3 separate regions of the Homo sapiens genome follow, and regions 1 and 3 are each linked to region 2. Evidence: chromatin loops called from intact Hi-C (ENCODE). Cell type or tissue: IMR-90. All regions are shown on one strand. Links, peaks and the distances in the headings refer to the core of each region. The heading gives the core; the rest is flanking DNA.

The links. Hi-C counts contacts between places; a loop is a spot of excess contacts. Peaks named below come from ENCODE experiments on the same cell type or tissue, not always from the same donor. Only the 100,000 strongest peaks of a DNase experiment are listed, where the experiment ranks them.
Region 1: a loop joins it to region 2, with 4 times the contacts of the local background. A loop is called at or near these places in 2 of 110 quality-filtered maps.
Region 3: a loop joins it to region 2, with 12 times the contacts of the local background. A loop is called at or near these places in 26 of 110 quality-filtered maps.

Annotation. Positions count from the first base shown.
Region 1 is chr1:7,475,068-7,482,827 of GRCh38, reverse strand. The region is part of intron 6 of CAMTA1 (calmodulin binding transcription activator 1); the gene reads right to left. Among named protein-coding and RNA genes, the nearest start is that of CAMTA1-AS1, 37 kb to the right of the region's middle. In IMR-90, for the core only: no CTCF peak of the experiment used is centred there; a DNase peak (open chromatin) is centred at 3,767; H3K27ac peaks cover 1,862 bases.
Region 2 is chr1:6,789,826-6,797,585 of GRCh38, reverse strand. All of the region lies in intron 1 of CAMTA1 (calmodulin binding transcription activator 1), which reads right to left. Among named protein-coding and RNA genes, the nearest start is that of CAMTA1, 8.3 kb to the right of the region's middle. In IMR-90, for the core only: a CTCF peak has its summit at 3,233 (motif pointing left); DNase peaks (open chromatin) are centred at 1,775 and 3,235; H3K27ac peaks cover 1,369 bases.
Region 3 is chr1:7,643,509-7,651,268 of GRCh38, reverse strand. The region is part of intron 7 of CAMTA1 (calmodulin binding transcription activator 1); the gene reads right to left. Among named protein-coding and RNA genes, the nearest start is that of VAMP3, 120 kb to the left of the region's middle. RefSeq lists enhancers at 1-64, 65-566, 6,958-7,458. In IMR-90, for the core only: a CTCF peak has its summit at 3,847 (motif pointing right); a DNase peak (open chromatin) is centred at 6,238; H3K27me3 peaks cover 236 bases.

The DNA.
Region 1 (7,760 bases), core at 1,424-6,423, 680 kb before region 2:
CTCCTCTGCTGCAGAGAAACTGAGGGCACAGATAGGGCAAAATGAGACCCCATGGGAGCTCATTTCTTTGGAACCGACAGTGTTTTTCTGAGAACTTGGTCTCCAAACTAAGAAACCTTTTAGCAATTCAGGATCAACAAACGTTTCTGCCCCGAATTTCCTTCTCAATCCTCCAAGCTAAGCTCACAGAGAATTCTCATGCCTGGTGTCACCAGGGTCACCCTTTCTGGGCATTCCAAAGGCTCTCTGATGCTTTAGTTCTGCCCAAGCTAAGGCCAGTTTAAACTGTATCTCTAAAGAGCATGTCTTCTCCCTCTTCAGGAGGATGGAGGGAGGTGGGGACACACTGCGTGGAGAGCGCATCCATTCTGGTGTCTTTACCGAGTGCTGACGCTTGTGCTCGTGGGGCACAGCTGGACCTAGGGGCAGCTGTGGGAGAGCCTAGGAGAAACCCCAGGAAGTAGTGACCTGGCCCTGCCCTCAGGAAGCCCGGTGCTGGATGGATGGACACCATTCACACCTATCCAATAAACAAGTACTTATGTGCTAGGCATGGCTCCAGGCACTCCAAATGTAGCAGTGAACAAAACAGATCATGCCCCTGACCCTGTGGAGCTTATGCTTGAAGGATGGGGCTGGGCTTGGGGGGATAGACAAGGCATAAATAACACAGTAGGCAGTAGCAACATGATGAATGGCAAAATACGATGTGGAGTGAAAGAAGCCAAGTATATACCTGAGTGCATATACTGCAGGATTCCAGTTCTACGAAGTTCTAGAACAGAAAAAATGAACCTATAGTGGAGAAATCAGAACAGTGGTGGCCTCTGGGGGTGAAGTGGGTATTGACTGCAAAGGGACACATGGGTACTTTCTGGGGTGATGGCGATGTTCCAAATCTTGATGTGGGCTTAGGGTATGACTGACGCACGCATCGATCAAAACTCATCAACTAGTGCACTTAACATGTATGCATTCAATTGTTTCACAGTGTATAAACTTTACTTCAAAAGCAAAAAAAAAAAAGAACTGTATGCAAATATTGAACTTTGGTTAATGCTATGCACCTTGAAAGACTTGGGGGAGGTGTGCTGTGGCTGTTGCTTACTTTGAAATCCTCGAAAAATTGCTGGATAGGTGGAACACGTAAGTGATCAAATGATATGGTCAAATGTTAACGGCAGAATCTGGGTGGCAGCTGTACGGGTGTGTGTACAATTCTCTCAACTTTTCTGTATATCATAAACATTTCATCATAAAATGCTGGGGAGGGAGGAACAGAAGGGCTTGCCAGAGAGTGAGGGAACAGTAGATGGAGTGTCAAGAGGGCTTTGATGTGGAGTTGAAAGTTGAAAGGAGACCTGAATCTTAGTGTGAACCATGGAAGGTCCAGGGCAGCCTCCAGTCAGAGGGAGGAGCATGTGCAAAGGCCCTGAGGCACGAAAGGACCTGACTCTTTGAGGAGAGAAAGAAGCCAGTATGGCTGGAGAGTGAGCAGGGAGAGGAAGACCAAGGTCAAGGGTACAGGTCTTCAGAGGTCACGGTAAGGTTTTGGACATTAAGTGCCGTGGAGACTTCTTGAACTGCCTGAAGCATAAGGGTGATGTGATCTGATTTGGGATTTAAGTGGCTGCCCCCACCGCTTTGTGGAGAGTGCAGCACAGGCTAAGAAGGAGGGACTCCAGCTCTGGGTAGGAGGGAGCCGTGGCTTAGGGTTGGGAAGCAGAAGAGAGGGAGAGAAGGAGGTGGGTTCAGGACATATTTCTGAGCAGGAAAGAGGCAGTGAGGGAAAGAGGGGCATAATGGAGGGTTGGCTTGAGCCTCTGCATGACGGCGAGCCATCGATGCTCTAAGGCAGGAGGAAGAGCAGTTCAGGGAGGAAATCATCATGAGTCCTGCTCTAGCCGTGAGAAGTTGGAGATGCAGATTCTGCATTAAGAGAGGATGTTGAGTCGGGTAAAAATCTGGTGCAGAGCAGTGAGGCAGGACATAGATATGAACGTGGGAGTCACTAGCATACAGTTGGCACTGGGGCCGTGGGGCTGGATGAGATGATCCCAGGAGAAAGTGTAGACAGAGAAGAGAAGGCCTCAGCAGCTCAGGGATAGTCCAGCATCGGGGGGTTGAGCAAGAGGGATTGCCAAGAACAGAAAGGAGGGAGATAGCCGGGAAGTCTCGGCAGCAGGGAGCGTTCATAAGGAGGGAATGGCCGCCTGAAGAGGTGCTGCTGGGAGGCCAGGAAACATGACGATGGCACAGTGACCTTCTGGTATAGCAAGGCAGAGGTCATTAGTGACCTCTCCAAGAGCCTCATCGGGGCCTGGAGGAGAAGGAAAGCTGGAAGGAGCAGGGGGAGAAGAGGAGGAGAGGGGAACTAGGGGCGAGGATATCTCTCTCTGTCTCTCTCTCTCACACACACACACACACACACTCTCATATACGCACATGCAGGCACTCACACACATGCACAAACACACACATGCACATATACATGCACTCATACACACACACACTTACAAATGCACTCATACACACACGCACTCATACACAGATGCACTCACACACATACACACATGCACACACACGGACACATGCACTCACACACACGTACACACATGCACTCACACACATGCACACACATGCACTGAGACACAAGCACACACACATGCACCCACACGGACACAGGCGCTCACACACACATACTCACACACACACACACGCTCTCACACACAGGCACACACACGGACACATGCACTCACACAAACACACTCATACGGACTCACACATGGACATACACATGCACTCAGAGTCATACACAAGCATTCACACACATGCACATACATTCACATATATACACACTTGTGTACTCACACACTGACATACACTCATACACACATATACACATTCACACACATGCACACACACATATATCTTCTAGGGGTGCAGAACACTGAGCTGAAGGGAAGCTGAACCCACAGGAGCACTTGGCTATGTGGGTTCGGTGGCTGCCAGCCAGTGGGGCTGCTCTGGCAGAAGCAGATAAGGGACTAGGTAGAGAGGCAGAATTGCAGGAACAGCAAAGAAAGACATGAGGCAGGATGGCTCTGCATGCTGGGAGGTGGCCTAGGTTCCAGAGGCTTCAGGCTTGGGATGCTGCTGAGCTGAGCTAGGCTGAGCTGGGCTGGGCAGGAGGCTCGCCAGCACCAGCGCATCTCACATGACAGCCCAATGAGGCCTGGGGAAGACACACCCTGGGCTCATGGCTGCCTTCTCCCAGCAGCCAGGTGGAGTGAGAGGACAGCTCTGTTAATATTCCCCATCACCTACAGGGACCCTGGCATGTCTGGAAAAAGAGCATAAAATCCCCCAGGACGTCCTGCCCATTTTGGGGTGGTGATGGGGATGGCAAGAAGCCTCCTTCAGGTACCACCCCCACCCCAGATCCTTACTCCAGCATGAAGGCAGGAGAACTGAGAGGGGAGGCTTGTGGCGCAGTGACGCCTGTGTACAGCTGTGTGCACCTGTGGGTACCTGGGCGCACCTGTCTTCACCTGTCTAGGCAAAACCATTTGCCAGGAGTCCGAAGCAGGTGGTGTGTCTCCCGTGGGAATATACAACCTGCATCCCGAGAGCCACTGAAATATTAATGGTGCTAAAAGCAGTGATGACACCATGTCATGGGACTTCCTTGTTGAGCTAGAGTCTCTGACACGCCCACACAGACCAACATCACCAGCTGGGTGCAGCTGGAGGCCCAGCAAGCTGCTGACGTCCACACGCAGAGTGGGTCACCCACCGCCCACGTCTTCCACTGCATTCTGTCCCACTACGTCTGGATTTCACTCTTTGCCCTTTGAATCACGTCAGAGGCAAAAGAGAAAGTGTTTCCTTGAGGCAAAGTTTTGTCTTTTGCTTTGGAAACTACAGTCTCCCCTTTGCTCCAAAGGAGATTAGAATATTAAGGACACAATGTCAGCTGAAGATTACATGAAAAGGATAATTAAACAAAAGCCCCATATTATAAGCCATCTAGAAGGGAAATTAAGCAGCTTCTGCATTCTCCACATCTTTGAAGGATGTTCTTAGAGGGGGCAGGAATTGTTTGGCTTGATAAAGATAGTAACCAAACTGTATTGCCCATTGTTCTGGCTGTATATGAAAAGCGATTGTTTAGCCAAGCTGACAGCACACGCTGTGGAGGCATAAACCCCTCTGCCGACGGAAGGATTAAGAGACTGACAAGTTCTGGATAATAAGACTAATTAATAATTTCCATCTCTAAGGAACTGCGGCTCCGGAAGCTTCATCCTTCCTCTCTCCCAGTCAAGCCTGGGCAGCCCAGTCCCTAAGGGCTGAGGGACAGAGGAGCGTCGGCAGGCCAGGCCAGGAGAGGTCCTGGTGGCAGTCACAGGGGATGGTGTGGAGCAGAGAGGCTCGGGGAGGGTGGCACACAGGAGACAAGTGCCAGAAGGCAGAGCTTCCATCTCACTCAGCCAGACACCAGATTCCCGCCTGAGGCTGCGGAACAAGTGAGTTTTGTTCCTAATCACAGTTGCATCTCACAAGCCTAGCATTTTGCCATTTGCAAACTGGGTTGGATAGGACCTTCTCAGGGGACCCCCTTCCCCGACCACTGCTATTCCACCCGTCCAATCCCCTAGAGTAAAAGCTGCTGGAAAGGGTCCTGGTGGGGTGAAAACAGCCACCACTTCCCAGGGGGCTGCCGAGTCCAAAAGACCTCTGTGTGTCTTAGCTCAATTCATCTTCCCATTCAGCTCAGGAGGGAGGTATTTTATTTTATTTTACCAAAAAGGAAATAAGGTTCAAAGAAGTTGATTCAGTTGGCCAGAGTCACTTGGCTCATAAGGGTGGTGATGAATTCAAAACCTTTGGCTCTGGTGGTCCCACATAGGTGGCCAGGAGGAAGACTTTCCTGATGCCCCGAGGTCTCCCCTGTACTCAGTACCCACTCGTCCACACGGCGGGAGCAGAGGGTGCCCCTCCCCAGAGGGCTCTGGCCACATAGCAGACGTTGGCCGCCGCAGTCTGCAAGGTGAAGGGTGAGCAATGGGGCCTGCAAGGGGACCCTCTGAGAAAGCCGACTGGATGTCCTCCTGTCGCCCAGTCCCCAGAGGCGGGGAGGGGTGAAGGAAGGAATCGGGAAGAGGGAATCTTCTAGAAAATGCCCAGTGACTTTTCTCAGAGAGGATAATGGCCGTTTTGGGAGCTCTGCCATATTTTCTGGAGGCTTTAGGTGGGTACAGCAGTGGCCTTGGCATCGTAAACTGCAATCAGGCAAAGATGTCTGAGCGGGAAATACTGTCCGCTCTGCCGTGCAGCCTTGGCAAGGGTCCTGAAATCTTAATGGAATTGAGCAATTTTTTGCACAGCACCGTAAATTCCCAGTGTCTACCTTATCTCCTCGTCACGTTATTCAAGGGACATTAAATGGAGAAAGATGTGGAAGCTGCCAGCTAGAATGAAGCCAGACCCAGGAGGCAGCTTAGGAACCCTCTGGCTGACACAACCTTTCATCCTCAACTCTCTTTTCCAAAACCCGCCCCTCCCCAGCTGCAGGAGGGCTTTGCCGTTTACTAGTCCAGATGAAGCTTTCGAGGCGGCTTCTAAGACCAGGGCTGGGTTTCTATCCCTGGCCCGCAGCTTCTGGACTGAGTGAGTTTCTCAGTGTCACCATGGTCACTCCTGCCAGGGTTTCCTCCTACCTGGGGCACCGCTGGAGCCCTGGCCTCCCTCACACCCCCTTGCCCTTCTCCTAATTATCTAATGGCGCAAGCGTCTGCTGGGGTCTTGTCTTTCCTGCAAGGTCTGTGAAGCGAGCCAGTGTCTGGGTCTTCAGCCAGCCTTCCCTCTGCATGGCGGGGGCTGCGGAGGCCTGACCTGAAGCACAGACCCAGCCTCCTTTCCACATGGTGACAGTGACTAAATGCTGGCCTCACAGGCAGGCTGAGTGCTTGCCCGCAGCCTTCGATGACTGTTGTTATTGCTACTGGTGACAGGATGAGGATGAGGATGGCCACTGCTGTCACTGTCAGCTGTGGGGAGCTTGCATGGCCATGTTGAAGCTGCATGCACTGGTCTGGTGAGGCTCTTCCTGTCCTGCTCTCTTCTGAGCCCAGCAGAGAGTCAGGAGGATTCCAGGCCCTTCCCCATGCTCCCCTCCAGATCACCTGGCTGGCACCGGTGCTGGGACACCTGTCCTGAGGGCCTCTTCCCAGACAGCCCTGTGCCGGGTGAGGTGTGTGGAACTGGCTCATGGGAACTGGGACCCCTCAAGTGGCCTTGTTAGTCTCACTGAGCACTTAGCACTGTGACCCATGCTTGCCCCATGTCAGAGGGCATGGAAACACCCCCTCCCCATTTCTTCCATCCTTCAACTTTGGGCTCACCTCCTCCAGGAAGCCTCCCCTGACCGCCCCGCCCATTCTGTGTCTCCTTCTCTGGATCCACCGTCTTGACCAGCTTTAGGGACCACCAACTAGGCTAGGGTCAGAAATGGCTTTGACACCACAGGGTCCTCCATCTGCTGTCCATGCAAGGATCCAAGGGCCCAAATGTCAGGGCCTGGCCACTCCTGTCTCTGCTGCCAAGTTCCAGCTACCCCTTGGAGTACAGCGGGCTGGCTCAGTGTCCCCTGCCGAGGTCCAAGTGCTCTGGAGTGTGCCCATGGTCAGCTCAGCTGTGGCGGCCAAAGGTGTGGAAGAAAGGTCCCATCAGACCCCAGCCTCACAGGGACGCCAAGGGCCAGGGCAGGGGAAACTTGGGGTTTATGTCAGGGTCGGTCAACCTTTCTCTTGCCCTTCTTGGCATCAGGACTGGTCCCTGTGAGGCCAGCACATCCAGGCTCTGGAAGCTGCTCTTCCTTCTCATCTCTGCTCACTGCACATGTGTGCACCTTGGGCCTGGCCGCTGTGGCCTGTGGGCTCCCCCAGGACAGGGACCACGTCTGTTTAAAGGGCCTGGACCAGGGCCCTGCCTACCCTATGTCTTTTGGAGCCCCTTATTCTCTTCCTGACCCTCAGTTTCTTCTTCTATGAAACACTGGGACGAACTCACCCCTGCCCTGTTTCCTTCCCAGGGTAGCTGTGAGAACCAAAAGCCAGGCCTTGAAGTTTCTGATCAAGCGCTCAGTGGCCGTCACGCACGGCCAGGGCTGTGGTCTCCTGAGCCATGCACGGTGGTGAGCGTGTATAGGGGCACCTCGGCATCAGCCACGTCCCCACTCTTGGTGGCTGAAGGTAACACAGGGTGCTTATAACACCAAAGATACCAGGGCTGGGCTGCGGGATGGTGCGCAGAGGGTCTGGCAGGCCTGGGACACCTTCCCCTCCCTGCTGAGCCCAGATGTGGAGGCCAGGACCCCTCAGGGAGCGACTTGCTTCCTTTCCTTGAAGCACATGGGTCCAAATGTCCTCTTTGGGGCAGAGTGTCAGCCTGACAGCAAGGCCTCCTGTTGCTCTAATCCCCCCCGCCAAGCCTCATTTGGTGGGAGCCGTGGAGCCCTGCCCCAGCGATAGATGGCAGTAGAAGGCCCAGGTACAGAGCCAGTGCCGTCAGGCTTTATTTCCAAGCCATTTCTATTTCACCCTGATGAAACATAAAAATGGTTGCTGAGCAAAAAGCTCAGGTATTTTTTATGAAGCTATAATATTCTCCATTTTAAGAAAGATTTTTAAAAAAGAAGAAAGAAAAAGAAAGAAAGAAATGATATCCTGTTAAGCTAGCTTGTGCTTCCTAGAGAT
Region 2 (7,760 bases), core at 720-5,719:
GTAAAACCCCGTCTCTGCTAAAAAAAACAAAAATTAGCTAGGCGTGGTGGTGCATGCATGTAATCCCAGCTACTCAGGAGGCTGAGGTGGGAGAATTGCTTGAACACAGGAGGCAGAGGTTGCGGTGAGCCAAGATCATGCCACTGCACTCCAGCCTGGGTGACAGAGCTAGATTCCATCTCAAAAAAAAAAAAACCCAGTAAATAAAAAATAAAAAGTCATCTCAGCCGAACGTGGTGGTTCATGCTTGTCATCCCAGCACTTTGGGAGGCCGATGCAGGAGGATCACTTGAGCCCTGTAGTATGAGACCAGCCTGGACAACAGGGCAAAACCCCGTCTCTACAAAAATTAGCCTGGCATGGTGGCACGCACCTATAGCCTCAGTCACTTGGGGGACTGAGGCAGGAGGACTGCTTAGGCCCGAGAAGTGGAGGCTGCAGTGACACAAGATCACGCCACTACACTCCAGTCTGGGTGACAAAGCAAGACTGTCTCAGAAAAAAAAGTGATCTCAAGAGTAAGACTGGGTATCAATCAAAGTGGTTGCAGCTTGAATCATCAATTCTAATCATGCATTATTATTTAGCTAAAATGATGATTCCTAAATATAACACGTTTTATTTCTAAATGTTTCTTGGCAATTGAGTATCCAGAAAGTCAGCAAATCCCCCACGAAAGTAGAGAAAATAAACTTTTTTACGGCTCACCATTCATCAGCTACAGCAGGCTTGAAAGATACTATGGGCCGGAGGCTTAGCCTGAAATTTGGCCTGCAGAAGAAAACTCCAAATAAGATTTCTTCAAGAACTGTTCTAACGTAGTACTGAACTGCAAGCAGTGACCTCCCTAGAGGAGAAACCGGAGTCAACAGCTACACGAGTGCACAATCCAGGGTAGATGCACCCTAAGTCCAATACAAGGAATACTAGGCTAGTTCCACCACAATAATAATATCTTAAAATAAAAGTATCAAACAATGAAGTTATTTAAAATATGTCAAAGGCAAGAAAATGCTCCAAAAAAAAATCTAAATCCATTACAAAGGTAATTTGAATAAAACATCATTTAATCTCTAGGCCTAACCTCTCTGAAATAAAGCATTATATAATCTTCCAACTTAGTCAAATTATACAAGAAATGCTACTTTAGGCCAGCTCAGTGGCTCACGCCTGTAATCCCAGCACTCTGGGAGGCCAAAGTGGGTGGATCACTTGCATTCACAAGTTGGAGACCAGCCTGGGCAACACGGCGAAACTCCATCTCCGCAAAAAATACAAAAATTAGCCAGGCATGGTGGCGCGTGCCTGTAGTCCCAGCTACTTGTGAGGCTGAGGGATCACCTGAGCCCAAGAAGTCGAGGCTGCAGTAAGCCGAGAGAGATCATGCCACTGCACTCCAGACTGAGTGACACAGTGAGACCGTCTCCAAAAAAAAAAAAAAAAAAAAAAAAAAGAAATGCTATTTTATAACAAAGGAGCCATAGCATAGCACTCTCAACTTCCTGTAAGAACAAAAATATTGTGTCAATATGTTCACAACACAGTTCAAGTCACAAAATCATGAGATAATTAAATTGACTTTTTAGGTTTCAATCTGTTTAGCCAGAAACCTTATCCAAACTGTACTGATGCAAATCAGCATGAGAACTATAGCACTATCAAAATAACTCCAGTATCTTATCTTTTGTTTTACCTTTTATCAGTGATTTATGGGCTGACTAATGGTAAACTGATTTGTGCATGTGCCAGAAGTCAGCTCAGGAATACAAAACAGGAAAAAAATTTAGAAGAATCAGATTCATGAATGAAAATGCTGACGTCATAGTTCAGTTCCCAGCAGAGTTTAGAGTAGCATATAAAAAACAGTGTATCTTCTGGAATGTTAAAACACCAAAGTCATTTCGTAAAGGAAATAAAAGAAAAAGTCATTCCTTGCTCAGAATGAGGGAATGGAGAAAAAAAGAGAAAAGCTCAATTAACAACCTTTTCCACAAACCAAAAATGAAAAATATACAATGTATATGGCACAAACTATCATAACTTCTAAACCACATAATTATTTTGTGTTATTGTTAGAAATAATATTTTTTAGGCAGGGCATGGTAGCTCACACTTGTAAATCCCAGCACTTCGGGAGGCTGAGGCAGACGGACTGCTTGAGACCAGGAGTTCAAGACCAGCCTGGGCAATACAGCAAGACCCCACCTCTACGAAAAAGAGAAAAAAAAAACCTAAGCAGCCATGGTGACACACACCTGTAGTCCCAGTCACTCAGGGGGCTGAGGCAGGAGGATCATTTCAGCACAGGAGGCCAAGGCTTCAGTGAGCTATGGATTGCACTACTGCACTCTAGTCTGGGCAACAGAGCGAGACCCTGTCTCTAAAAAAAAGTAAGATAAAATAAGTTTTAAAAGAAGTCACATTTGTTACAGGTGATGACTAGTTGTGTCTCTAAATAAGTAGGACACAGCCGCCCCCCAACTTTAAATCTTTCTCCCACCACACGGCATAACTTTCAAAAATGAGTGCATAATACAGCTAGGCAGTCCTCCACTGAAAATGACCCAGCACAGGCCTACCACACCTGATTTTAAGTAATTCTGAATAATATGGGGTGGAACTCAGTGACCAGAAGAAAGCTCCTGAATTTTTATGTGAGGGAAGAAAAAACAAAAAAACAAAAAAACAAAAAAAACAAAAAAAAAGCCTTTATCTAATGATGTAATATAAACTAATAAAAAAGATTATAAAAATTTGATTTACTTAGAACTATTAAAAGTGGCTAGTGGCATGGATTGTTCATATTTTTCATCTCTCGGCAGCACTGAAAATACAACTAGTAATACAAACTTCTGTAAAGTTTAGACACAATTTACTAAAATCCTTTTATTCAGGACACTTAAGTAACTGATTCCTAGATGTCTAATGTTTCCCAGGGAATTTAAGATTATTACATTCTTAGAAAATAACAGTGACCCTCACATCCTTGGTGACCTCTCCAAAGCACAAAACTGTAAGGACATTCTCTCTTCTTTACCATTCATATGGCTTAAAGTAGCCATTCACCCAAAATGGATTTTTTTTAATTTAAGCAATAAACAATTTTGCCAATAAACATTTTAAAAAGAAGATCTTATTAAGTTAAAATGCAAACATGCCAGTTTTATCTGTAAATCTAAAATGTGAAGAGATCATCTCACATTGTTGCCACCACAAATATCTTTGAAAGAACATCACTACCCCCTTGTGGATTCGCAATAAAAAAATCCTTCTCTTGAATCTTTTTAAATATTCCATTCTGCTGAACTTCCATCAAAGTTTTCATTTTCTTCACTAAGAAGGGTTATTTCAATTACTTTTTAAAAAGACAAACAATATTTTTCTTAAAACCAATCCAATCAACTTATTTGTCCTCTAAGCGTCCCCATTTTGGGGAGCATTCTTTATACGTGTGCATGTGTTGATTCAATACAATAACCCTATCAACATTCCATTTCTTCTTCAAATATCTGAATTTATACTTCCAGTCATCACTTTGAGATTATTTTTAATCATAAATGAGTAATTTTTTCCACTATAACATCTTTTTTCTTTCTATCTGATAATTTCACACTTTGTACCAATTTCTTATTATCACTCCCAAATGATTTGATATCCAAGTGCCCAGAAAACCAACAGGGCACATATATCCTCAGAAATGACTTTTCAGAAAAGGATTAAAAAACAAATTTAAGTTTTAAGAACATTAATTCTTGATTGTATTAATATACCTTCAGAAATGACTCCTGGCAATCTAAATCAAGCACCATGAAGGAAAAATAGACAATAACTTTTTTTCAAAACTTGTAAAAAGAAAGGCTTTCTCTCTCTCTCTACGTTGAAAGAATACCTCTGGTTGTATCTGCATTTCATTCTAATATAAGACACAAATACACCTTGTTGAATGCACACTGTAAAAGAGATTAAGTGAACTTAAACATCTGATGTATCCCTTATCATAGACACTAAATTTAGCTGAAAGTATAAATCATCACTGCACAATGCACAGGCTACATGGAGAAAGAGTCATGACTGACTGTACTGCCCTTACTGGAAGTTAGCTCCCCATTCTCTTAGACATGTTGAACACAAAAATAGGGACATGGTAATTTACTACTGTCAACATTTATTCCAATGGTTAGATAGGAATAAATGGGGAAAAATCCACTTTGCAAGTGTTTTTAAGTGACTGAATACATAATCTTACCTTGTGGTAACTGATAAGGGGAAAAAAATGGAAGAGATACTGCATGGTCTGCTGAACGAATGAATGCTCTATGTCCCAAAAGTCACACATCAGCCCCACTGAGAATATTACACATCCAAAAATTATCTGCTTATGCACCTGTCCAAAACTAGCGACTGAACTGCACAGCAGAACCAATCAGAGCTGGGCTTCACAAGGTTTTGCTTTTCTGTTGCTATGACTATTGTTTTGGGATTTGCAGGTAGGGGAGATATATATAAGATATATATAAGAGTGGGGTATATATATATATAAGAGTGGGGTATATATATATAAGATATATATGAGTGGTATGAAGAAATGAAGTTGGGGTGAGACCTTTGCCACTTAGTCTCCACATAATAACATGTTTAAAACTATTAAGAACACAGCCCCAAACGTTTCTTTCAAGAAATGTCACTTTGTACACATGAAAACTACAAAACCGTAGAGAGCAGAGTGATGAATACAGCCCCAAACAAGCATATCTTCCTTGAAGTTACCTTCGGCTCACAGTCTCAGGAAAGGATATGTTACGTGACTTGAAAGCCCTGGCTAAATTTGAAAAACAAAAACAAGAAAGTAACTGCAAAAGGATTCATGTACAGGAGAACAAGCAACCATGTCAGGATAGAGCCAAACACTGAGGTTGAATATGGAGGAACCTTTAAAAAAAAAAATCTCTAGTCATTCCATCTTATGCCATGTCAATCAGTTCGAAGTAAATGAACAATCCTCCAGAAAAAGAGCAAAAGGGGAAATAATGTGGCTGACCCTTGGCCTCTCTTTGCAATGGGGTACATAATATTTCTCTGTAAGTCCAGGGTAATGAGGTAAAAAAAAAAATGCTCAGGAAACAGTACCAATCTTTACACAGGAGGCCCATGACCTTCTACAAGCAATGGTGTTCAAAGCAGAAGGATGCAATACAACCTTAGAAATATACAGCTAGCATACTGATGGCAAAAAAAAAAAAAAACCCAAAACCACCCTTTACTCACCCTTTACTTTGTCCCATCACGTGAACTGCTCTCCATTGTCAATTTATACAAGGAAACACTTCCGGCCAGGCACATTGGCTCATGCCTGTAATCTCAGCACTTTGGGAGGCCTAGGTGGGCGGATCACTTGAGGCCAGGAATTCAAGACCAACCTGGCCAACATGGTGAAACCCCGTCTCTACTAAAAATACGAAAAAAAATTAGCCGGGCATGGTGGTGCACGCCTGTAATCCCAGCTACTTTGGAGGCTGAAGCAGGACAATCGCTTGAACCTGGAAGGCGGAGGTTGCAGGGAGCGGAGATCGTGCCTGGGCAACAAAGCAAGACTCAGCCTCAAAAAAAAAAAAAGAAAAGAAACACTTTCCTTATAAATGCATGACAATTATCATGGGAGACCATCTATATGTTTGTAAGTCCCTCTCTCTAATGACAAAATAGGAACATGGCTTAATCACAGGACTAAGGGACACTATATCCAGGGATGGCACAAAATAAAAGGATATGATAGTCGGATCAACCTCTAGCTCGAACCTGATTAGGTATTCAAGAAAAATAAAAAGAAAGATTATACACTATCTGGAAAATAGAGTGAATGACCGTACACTCTTATTCAAGTTACACAGACAAAGTAGCAGAGCAAGAATGCTTCTCACTCTCACTCTCAAACACACCAAAAACTAAAGGCAGTACTATATATAACAGGCAAAGGAACATTAGGAGAGGCCCCCATACTTCCTTGTAAATGAAGGCTCCAAATGAAATAATATACTTGGCTGTGCTTAAAGAAATTTATTGTATCAAGCCAAAGAGACAGAAAGAAGCTGGCTAAATGCAGCAAAAAAAAATTTCCAAAATCCTACATGGGGAGGCCCAGAGCAGAAAGGACCCAGTGTTTTATCTAGAGATGCTATCTAGTTACAAATACTATTACCAGCGGCCTTCTGGCTTAAATCTCATTCCATCTACCTATTCTTAGGGAAACAAGAAGCAATGCCTTGTGCTACAGGACAAAGGGATGGTGGGCATCCCCTTCTTACTAAAAGGCTACAAATACAGTACATCTAACAAACACTTTTTTATAATAATGACAGGTCAGTGAAGAAACCTCTCTATGTGGGAAAGGACAAAAAATAAAAGGAAAGGCCGAAGAAAAGAAAGGGAGGTCGGATTTAAGTCACCTAGAACATTTAAAAAAAAAAAAAAAAAAAGGACAGGGTACATGATTCTAGAAGATACACACCACCTTAGGAAAAGATCTGTATAATGGAAATGCAAAAGAAACACACACATCACTTGTCAACACAAAATACACTCAGTCACATACTCATACTGCCAAACCACATATTACAAACCTCACACAGGAGTTTTCACAAGAGTGAAATAGTAGCAGAATTGGTTTCTATATACGTTGTGGAGATGGTAAATCTAATTTAATAGAGGAAAAAAGAAAAGGGGTATTTCAAATTGTTAGTAATTTTTATTATTATCATTATTTATACCTAACCTGTACCCACAAAGAATTTGAGGCAATTTACAAAAATAATAATACCATTAAAAAGCATAAATTAAAAGTCATATAATAAAAGTGATAATTATATCAGATGCCTAGCCTAAGAATGAGCATCAATTAGGTATTAAATTTGGATATAATTCTTCATGGCAGTGAAAATGTAACAGCAGCTCATACAGTTCTCACTATCTACTATGAACCATACCAGTTAATCCGAAGAAAAAAATATTTTTCTACCACTTCCTTATATAAAAAATACATTTGACTCTATGTTCTATAGAATGCCTAGTGCGATGCTGCCGTTCAAATATTAAATAAGCATTCCAACCAATCATGTATCTAAACAACCTAAAAGTTATGCCTACACAATCAGATTAAGAAGGCTGACTTTACTTTTGTCTACACACACACACACACACACACACACACACACACTCTCTCTCTCTCTCTCTCACACTCTGCACACAGTCTGGGGGAAAGCTGCTAAATGCCTCTCCCAGTCCACCCTCCCACCCTCTTCACCACCCCCACTCCTGCTGAGGAGGAAAAAAGGTTCAACAAGATAGCACACTATTACACTATATCTTTGTAAGTTAACAATCCAAAAACTTAAAAATCAGAAAAAAAAAATTCCTTGCAAGACTATATAAAAGACAAGCATTAAGACAAGCACCACACCGAAGGCCAGGCGTGGCAGCTTGCGCCTGTAATCCCAGCACTTTGGGAGGCTGAGGCAAGGGAGGCTGAGGTAGGCGGATCACTTTAGGCCAGGAATTCAAGACCAACCTGACCAACATGGTGAAACCCCGTCTCTATTAAAAATGCAAAAAAAAATTAGCCGGACATGGTGGTGCACGCCTGTAATCCCAGCTACTTGGGAGGCTGAGGCAAGAGAATTGCTTGAACCTGGAAGGCAGAGGTTGCACGAACCGAGATCGTGCCACTGCACTCCAGCCTGGGCAATAGAGTGAGACTCTGTCTCAAA
Region 3 (7,760 bases), core at 1,659-6,658, 850 kb before region 2:
GCCCTGTCCTCCTCCTCCATCTGGGCTCGTCCAGTCCACCCACCTAGGTACCCTGCCACCCAAGAAAGACCCAGAAAGAGGGTGGCCATTTAACTAGTCAAGCCAGGTCACCTTGGGAGCCAACAAAGGGTGCTGTGGTCATTTGTCCAGGTGCTGGTATAGGCTGGGTTGCTCTCCAGCAACCCTGGACGTGTGGCTGCTCTCCTTATGAACCACGTGCCGGAGGCGGACGGGAGAGGGAGCGGCCACGTGCCTCTCCTGGAGTGAATGAGGCCCCTTCGGAGTCCTCGGTGTTGTTGACACTAGAAGGCTGTCTCCATGGCGACAAGGTCAATGGGAAATGGCAGCCGGGTTGGTTTAATTTTCACTGTATTCTTGTTGACAGGAATAAAGGCCCTGTTTCTGATTTCTTGGTTCAACTGGATGAAATTTTCATTAGATTTAACTTCTCATATCCAGACACCCACATACTATTCAATTTCCCGATCTCACCACTCAACTCTCATTCGCCTATTGGTCCTGAGGACAAAATTTTCAGAAATCTCATTTCGAGGAGCGCAGAGGCTGAGGGGGGACGGGATGGAGTGTGCGCCCACCGTGTGCACATGCGGGGACCTATCTGCCGTGTCCCCAGTGAGCCTGTCATTTCTGGTGCTCGCTGTTGGGGCATCACAGTCCTCCCTCTGCCAGGGGGCATGGGCTTCGTCCCAACATCACACGTCCTCTGGAAAAGGCGGGGGTGGAGGGTCCAGCAGACTGCCAGGGTGTTGAGAGCTTGACCTTCCCGTATTCTTTCTTCTTGCAAGTGGGACAGACATTGTCAATGAGGGGTAGGGAGAGGCGCCATTCCAGCCCGGCCAGTGACTCCATCATCAGGAAATACAGAGCGTGTGGGGTGGCATGTCCTTTACCCCTGTAACTGGCCTCACAGGAAATCTCCAAGGTGCTCAGTGACATACAAAGTGGCACTTTAGAGCCATCCTGAGGCTCTCGGAATCTTCTCCTGATGTGCGAAGCGGCATTGTTACCAGGCTGGGAATTCTTTGCACCGTGGGTGAAGTGTGAGTGCGCTAGGAGTGCCGGCCGCCTGGCAGCGTCAGAGCCTCAGGGTTATCTGCCCCTCCAGGCCACTTGGAAAGAGGGGTGGGGGACCAAGTGGGATTCTGGATGCTTCCATCTTGCTCCTGGTAAGACTGCTCTAGGGCCTCCTGGACTCAGGTGCCTCCTGGTGTGTGGGGAGGTAGCGCCGCAGGAAGCCAGGCTCGGTCCACAGAGCAGCCGCCTCTGAGCTCCCAACTACCTGGCCTGGAGCCTTCCATTTTTAAAGAGAGGCTGAAAATCTGGAGATTTGAATGTTGGCAATGAATTCTAACTTTGACAGAACCACTCCCTGGCACCTAGCAGGGCTCAGCATCAGCTCTGCATAGCAGTCAGGGCCCAGGACGTCGGTGGGGTCCTGTATCCCCAACACCAGCACAGGGGCGCACTCCACAAAAGGGGGATCTCCTGTCACGGAAGCAGCTATGCGGCCTTGAAGCGGCCCTGGGCAGCAAGACGCCAGGAGAGACAGGAAATCAAAAGCAGTATTTCTCTTCCAGTCCTCCTTGGGGGCCGGATCGGCTCCATAAAACTAGCTGGAGTGAGAAACCAACATTTGCAAAACAAACCTGGATCCTGGAGCAAAGTAGGAAGGAAGCCCCACACTCAAGTCAGCCTCTCCGTGCCCACCCTCTGCTGTCCTCCATGCCAGGTTGGAAGGGGGCTGCAGGCATTCTGGCAGGAGCCAGGAAGAGGGCTGGGACCCACCTGGAGATTCCAGGAACCTGCCCTGCCTGCTCCTCATGGCAGCAGCTCCTTCCCAAAGGGAAGGGTAAAAGGCAGAGGAAATCCTCTCCAGGAACCCCCAGCGCTATCGCTGCCTCCCCCATGACTCCCAGGCCCCGCAGATGCAGGCAGGGAGCCGGGCCTCTGCTCTCAGGGACCGAGCTGCTGTCTGGGCTGCCGTGGGGACACAGATGTGCTTCCTCTTATGCAACTCCAGGGTTTCTCACAAGTGCAAGTCAACAAGTGTCTGGCAAGGCTCCACCATGTGCCGGCACCAACACCTCAGCTGCAAAACAAGGAAACTTCTAGAGTCGTATTTCTTAACCCAGAGTCTACGGAAAGTCCTCACACAGTCCTGGAACATCCAGAAATGGTACACCCAGTACTTAGTGCATGCTGGGGACTGGCTTCCTCTGGGAGTGTGGCTACACTAAGCTCCGTGTGGCCTCCAACGCCTGCCCTCCTCGCACCTGGATGTGAGAAAGGAGGCCTGTGGCCCAAAGAGGTGCTGGTCCTGCTCTTGGCTGGCCTCTCGCCAGAGGCTGCTATAGGCCGGGGTTCCTTAAAAAGTATGGTCCTGGGGACCCCAGCACAAGAACCTAGCTTCATAAAAAACTCAGTGTCTGGAGCCCACTCCAGACCCAGGGAGTCAGAATGTCTGGGGAAGGGCCTGCCTTTCAGCCCCTCCCAGGTGGTTCTGAGGGGGAACCATTGTCTCTGCTCAGGCTTTCTGGGACCTTGGTGGATTCCAGGGTAAGACTGCAGCCGGCTCGGCTCCCTCTGAGCCCCAGAACTGGGTGGCCTGGGGGGCCCGAGCTCACTCCTGACATTCAGCCATTTGCTCCTATCCCAGAAGTCTCTGCTCAGAGGTAGTGACCCTGGAACACGCCTCTAAGTGAACACTGCTGGCCAGAAAGAGTCCCTCTAACAACACCCCCTCTCTCTCCCACCCGGGGCTGATCCCCCCACTCCTTACTGTGCCCACACCTGTAGCTCCATGGGGGAAAAGTTTTTGCAGCTCTCTTCCCTTCTCTCTCTCTTTTTTTTTTTTTTGAGGTGGAGTCTCACTCTGTTGCCCAGGCTGGAGCACAATGGCACGATCTTGGCTCACTGCAACCTCCACCTACTGGGTTCAAGTGATTCTCCTGCCTCAGCCTACCAAGTAGTTGTGATTACAGGCACCTGCCACCATGCCCAGATAATTTTTGTATTTTTAGTAGAAACAGGTTTCACCACATGGTCAGGCTGGTCTCAAACTCCTGACCTCAGGTGATCTACCTGCCTCAGCCTCCCGAAGTGCTGGGATTAAAGGTGTCAGCCACCATGTCCAGCCCTCTTCTCTTCTCTCTCTTCTTTTCTTTAGACAAGGTCTTGCTCTGTCACCCAGGCTGGAGTGCAGTGGCGCCATCTCAGCTCACTGCAGCCCTGAACTCCCTAGGTTCAAGTGATCCTTCCACCTCAGCCTCCCAAGTAGCTGGGGCTACTGGTGTGCACCACCACATCTGGCTAATTTTTCTATTTTTTGTAGAGACAGGGTCTCGCCATGTTGCCCAGGCTGATCTTGAACTCCTGGGCTCAAGTAACCCTCCTGCCTCGGCCACCCAGAGTGCTGGGATTACAGGCGTAAGCCACTACGTCCGGACTTTTAGGCTGGCTGCTGTCCTTCCTCGATGGGCTCTGGCTGAGCCTTAGGGATACCTGTTCCTAGTCAGGCTCGGAGCTCCCAGCCCGCCGTCCCCAGCCAGCCAGGTGATACTGGATCAGGATCGACTGAGCTGGAGAGGAAAAAAGGTGGGCACAGGCACCTCTCCCTAGGGTCTCCTGCTGCTAGTTCCAGCCCCACCCCAAGCCCCACCACTCCAGAATTACAGAGCAGGTCCCCAAACAGCCTCCTAGCACATCTCAGACACCAGGTCCAGAGGCGCGGGTGGGACAGGCCCCCGCCTGCAAGCTCCAGGTGGCCTGGACCGGGGAGTCAGGCTTCCCTGGGGCTCCCATCTCCGAGCGGGGCCGCTGCCACTGGCCACCAGGTGGCGCTGGTCGACCAGGAACGGCTCCGCGAGCCCCAGGAAGGAAGGCTTTGTTGATTTTCCTTCTTGATATTCTATAATCACCAGGATTACAATCTAAGCAAAAAACAAAACAAATAAACACAGCCCCCCCCCCTTCTGGATCTTTGGTCTTTGTCTGAAAAATTATGAGAAAACAAAAGGCGCACTGAACATACAACCCCAGGCTTGGGTACTGGCAACAGCGAGGGCCTCCGGAACAGAGGGAGGGAGGCTGGGGGTCTGGGGATCCTGGGCTCTGCGACCTCTCCCAGCCTGAGCTGGGTCCCTGGAGAGCAGGTGCTGGCTAAGCAGCCGCTCTGAGCAGATTTCTCTGCCACTGCAGCCACTGCTCAGCAATGAGGGGCCCGTTTGCAGCCACCCCATCCGAGGCCCGGTACTGGAAACGGTGTGGTGTCTCGGCAGCACTGCCTTACAGATGCTGAAGGCTGGCAGGACTGACACCCTGGCCCCTGGAAAACCAACAGGCTGCAGGTGAGGACCAGTGTGTTAGGGGAGATGGACTGTGGGGGCCATGACAGCACAAGCAAGCCCACACTTGCCAGGGCCTCCACCCAACTCAACAGGGCCTCCATTCACACTCACTAGGGCCTCCATTCCAACTCACTGTGGCCTCCACCCCACTCACCATGGCCTCCACCCTCACAGTCACCATGGCCTCTACCCAACTCACCATGACTTTCACCCTCACAGTCACCATGGCCTCCACCCTCAGTCACCAGGGCCTCTACCTCACCAGGGCCTCTGCTCACACTCACCAGGACCTCCTCCCAACCCACCAGAGCCTCCACCCAACTCACCAGGGCCTCCACCCAACTCACCACAGCCTCCACCTTCACAGTTACCATGGCCTCCAACCACTCACCAGGGCCCTCACCCTCACAGTCACCATGGCCTCCACCCTCAGTCACCAGGGCCTCCATCCGCCTCAACAGGGCCTCCAGTCACACTCACCAGGGCCTCCACCCAACTCACCAGGGCCTCCAACCACACTCACTATGGCCTCCATCCAACTTACCAGGGCCTCCACCCAACTCACCGTGGCCTCCACCCAACTCACCAGGGCCTCCACCCAACTCACCGTGGCCTCCAACCACACTCACTATGGCCTCCATCCAACTCACCAGGGCAGGGCCTCCACCCAACTCACCATAGCCTCCACCTTCACAATCACCATGGCCTCCACCCTCACAGTCACCATGGCCTCCACCTGCAGTCACCAGGGCCTCCATCCACCTCAACGGGGCCTCCGCTCACACTTACCAGGGCCTCCACCCAACTCACCATGGCCTCCACCCAATTCACCAGGGCCCCCACCAAACTCACCAGGGCCTTCACCTGCACTCACTATGGCCTCCACCCCACATTCAGGATGGCCTCCACCTCCACTTTCAACATGGCCTTTGTGGCCTCACATTTACTATGGCCTCCACCACCTGCCATGGAGGTGAGGTTGCTTTTGGAGGAAGTGTGGGGGTGGAGGTGCTGAATCCCCACACACTCGTGCCTGTGGATACGTCGTGTGCCCGTGCAGAAGCATGGAGGTGCACAGAGCACTTGTGTGGTGTGGGCGTAGGCCCTGGGGCTCTGCTGATTCCACAGCCAGCCCTCCTGCCGCCCGCCCAGTGCTGCAGAGGACACCTGCCCCAGAGGCCTGAGTACTCTGGCCTGATGCCAGCGGAGCTCTGGGGCTGGCAGGCAGGGTGGAGCTAAACCCCGAGGCGGCTGGGGGAGCTGCCTGCTGATTTCCGGGCCTTCGAAGCCTGCAGGAAGGCCTAGGACTTGCTCATGGCTGCAGGGCCATCTGGCCAGCCAGGGCACTCCAAGAGGAGCCTCCAGGTGGGAGAGCTGGGACAAGATCACCACACGGGAAGGGCTGTGAACACAGCTTAGAAGTCATGCCCTCGCCACTCACTCCGGATGGAACAACCTCACCAACAGCTTGCTGGGAAATGCCTGGCGTGCCATCCCCTCCTGGGCTGCCAGGAAATGGGCAGGGAAGAAAGCCACGGGTGCTCAGAGGGAGAGGATCTTCTCCGAGGAAACGGTTCCATCTGGCTTTCTGTAGGTTCCAGTGGAGCCAAGGGTGCAAGGTTTGGGGCATGGCAGTTTAGAACCACTGTGGCTCTGAGCAGCCCAAGATCACTGAGCAAGTTTCCTGCCAGCTTGGCAGGACAGAAGCACAGAGCCTGCCTGGCAGAGCAGTCGACTCCACTCAAAGTCATCTCTCAGTGGCTAATCTGGGAGGAGAGGACTCCCCCTTCAGCTCCTCACTCACACTATGGGGGTTTACTGGGTGCAAATCTGGTGCTCTCTCAGACCAGCTGCATTGGAACAGACCCTGGAATTTCCAGGATGAGACATACTAAGCTTTAGATCACTTGCGTACTGTAAACTCCAGGCCTCAGACGGCGCCTCAGACAGTCATTGCCAGGCCTTGGACTGAGATGGGCAATTCTGTGCACTATAAGCCAGAAAGCTGAAGCCCACAGGGGCACCCCAGGCTAAGCACAGCTCTACTCAGCCCTGAATGATTCACATGCAGAACCTCTTTCCCCAAAGTACGTTAGGATGGAACTACAAAGCAAAAAACGACACTTCCCAGACTCTCTTGCAACTAGGAGTAACCATATGACAAAATTCTGTCCAACGACACCAGAGATGAAATGATGTATGCAAGTTGTGGGCTTAAAGGGAAGGAACTCACCCTCCACCTTATTTTCTCCTCTTTCCACTGGTTGGAATGCAGTTGCAATGGCAGGAGCTGGAGTAGCCATTTTGGACCATGTAAAAGAAGGCAAAGCCCTAGGAATGGGGAGCAGCCACCCGGAGGGAGCCAGGGTGGCCGATCCCTGACCCTGGGGCTGCCACATCAACCCTGAACTGTGACATGAAAGCCAAAGGAGCTTCCCTTTCATTGAAGCCACTGTTATTTTGGTCTTCCTCATAGCAGCAGGACCCATAGTCTCATGATTACAGAAGGGATTCCAAAAGACAGGAAAGATCTCTGGGAATGTCCTGGGAATTCCTATCAGCTATCTTCATTTATTTCTGTGTGTGTTTTTTTTCATCTGAAGGAAGCATTCCTCAGATTGCAGGTGGAAGGGAAGCCCCCTTCTGACCAAAGGGCACAGCTGCAAGGACCAGGATGGGATTCTCTGAATCAGCCTGGTGAGATTCCCAGGGCATAAGGTCACGGAGCCCCCATCTCACAGCAGGTGAGGTGAAGGCTGCAGACCCATCTCCCTTCAGCCCTGGGGAGCACGACATTGTGATTAAACCGCTGACAACTCCGCTGGCGGGCAGGGAAATTTGGAAACATCAGGAAATCAAACTGTGAAGTCTTCGAAGGCACGCGATTTATGTGAAAATGGGATGAAGCTAATGTGTTTGGCTCCAGTGTTGGGTGACCCGCCTGATTCTGGAATCAAATCTGAGGTCTTCTTGGCTCTCAGCACACCTCTGCTGTCCCCGGACACACACACTTAGCTGGTGCCCTCTGTGTGTTCCAAGCCTGATCGTCATCTGCGCCTTCTCCTGCAGCCGCATTTCCAGGGCTGTTTCTCGGGCTGTGTTTCTGTCAGAGCCGTGCACACGCACGCCCGAGCCAAGGAATTGTGTGCGGCTCTGCTTCCCCCAGCCCAAGACACCAGAGAGCTGAGTGTTATTAGATTTATGGGGAGTTTGTTGTAGTTTTACATAATTTTCTGATGCACTGCAGATTTTTGAGCAGGCATTCACAGTTCCCTCCAGTTCAGCATTGGAGGCTGGCTCCGGACTGGTTTCCACCCCCTGGAGTTCATAAAGCCTAATTCCTCCCACCCAGCCTGGAGGTGGCATTCCTGTCTGATGGATGGGCAGCTCCAG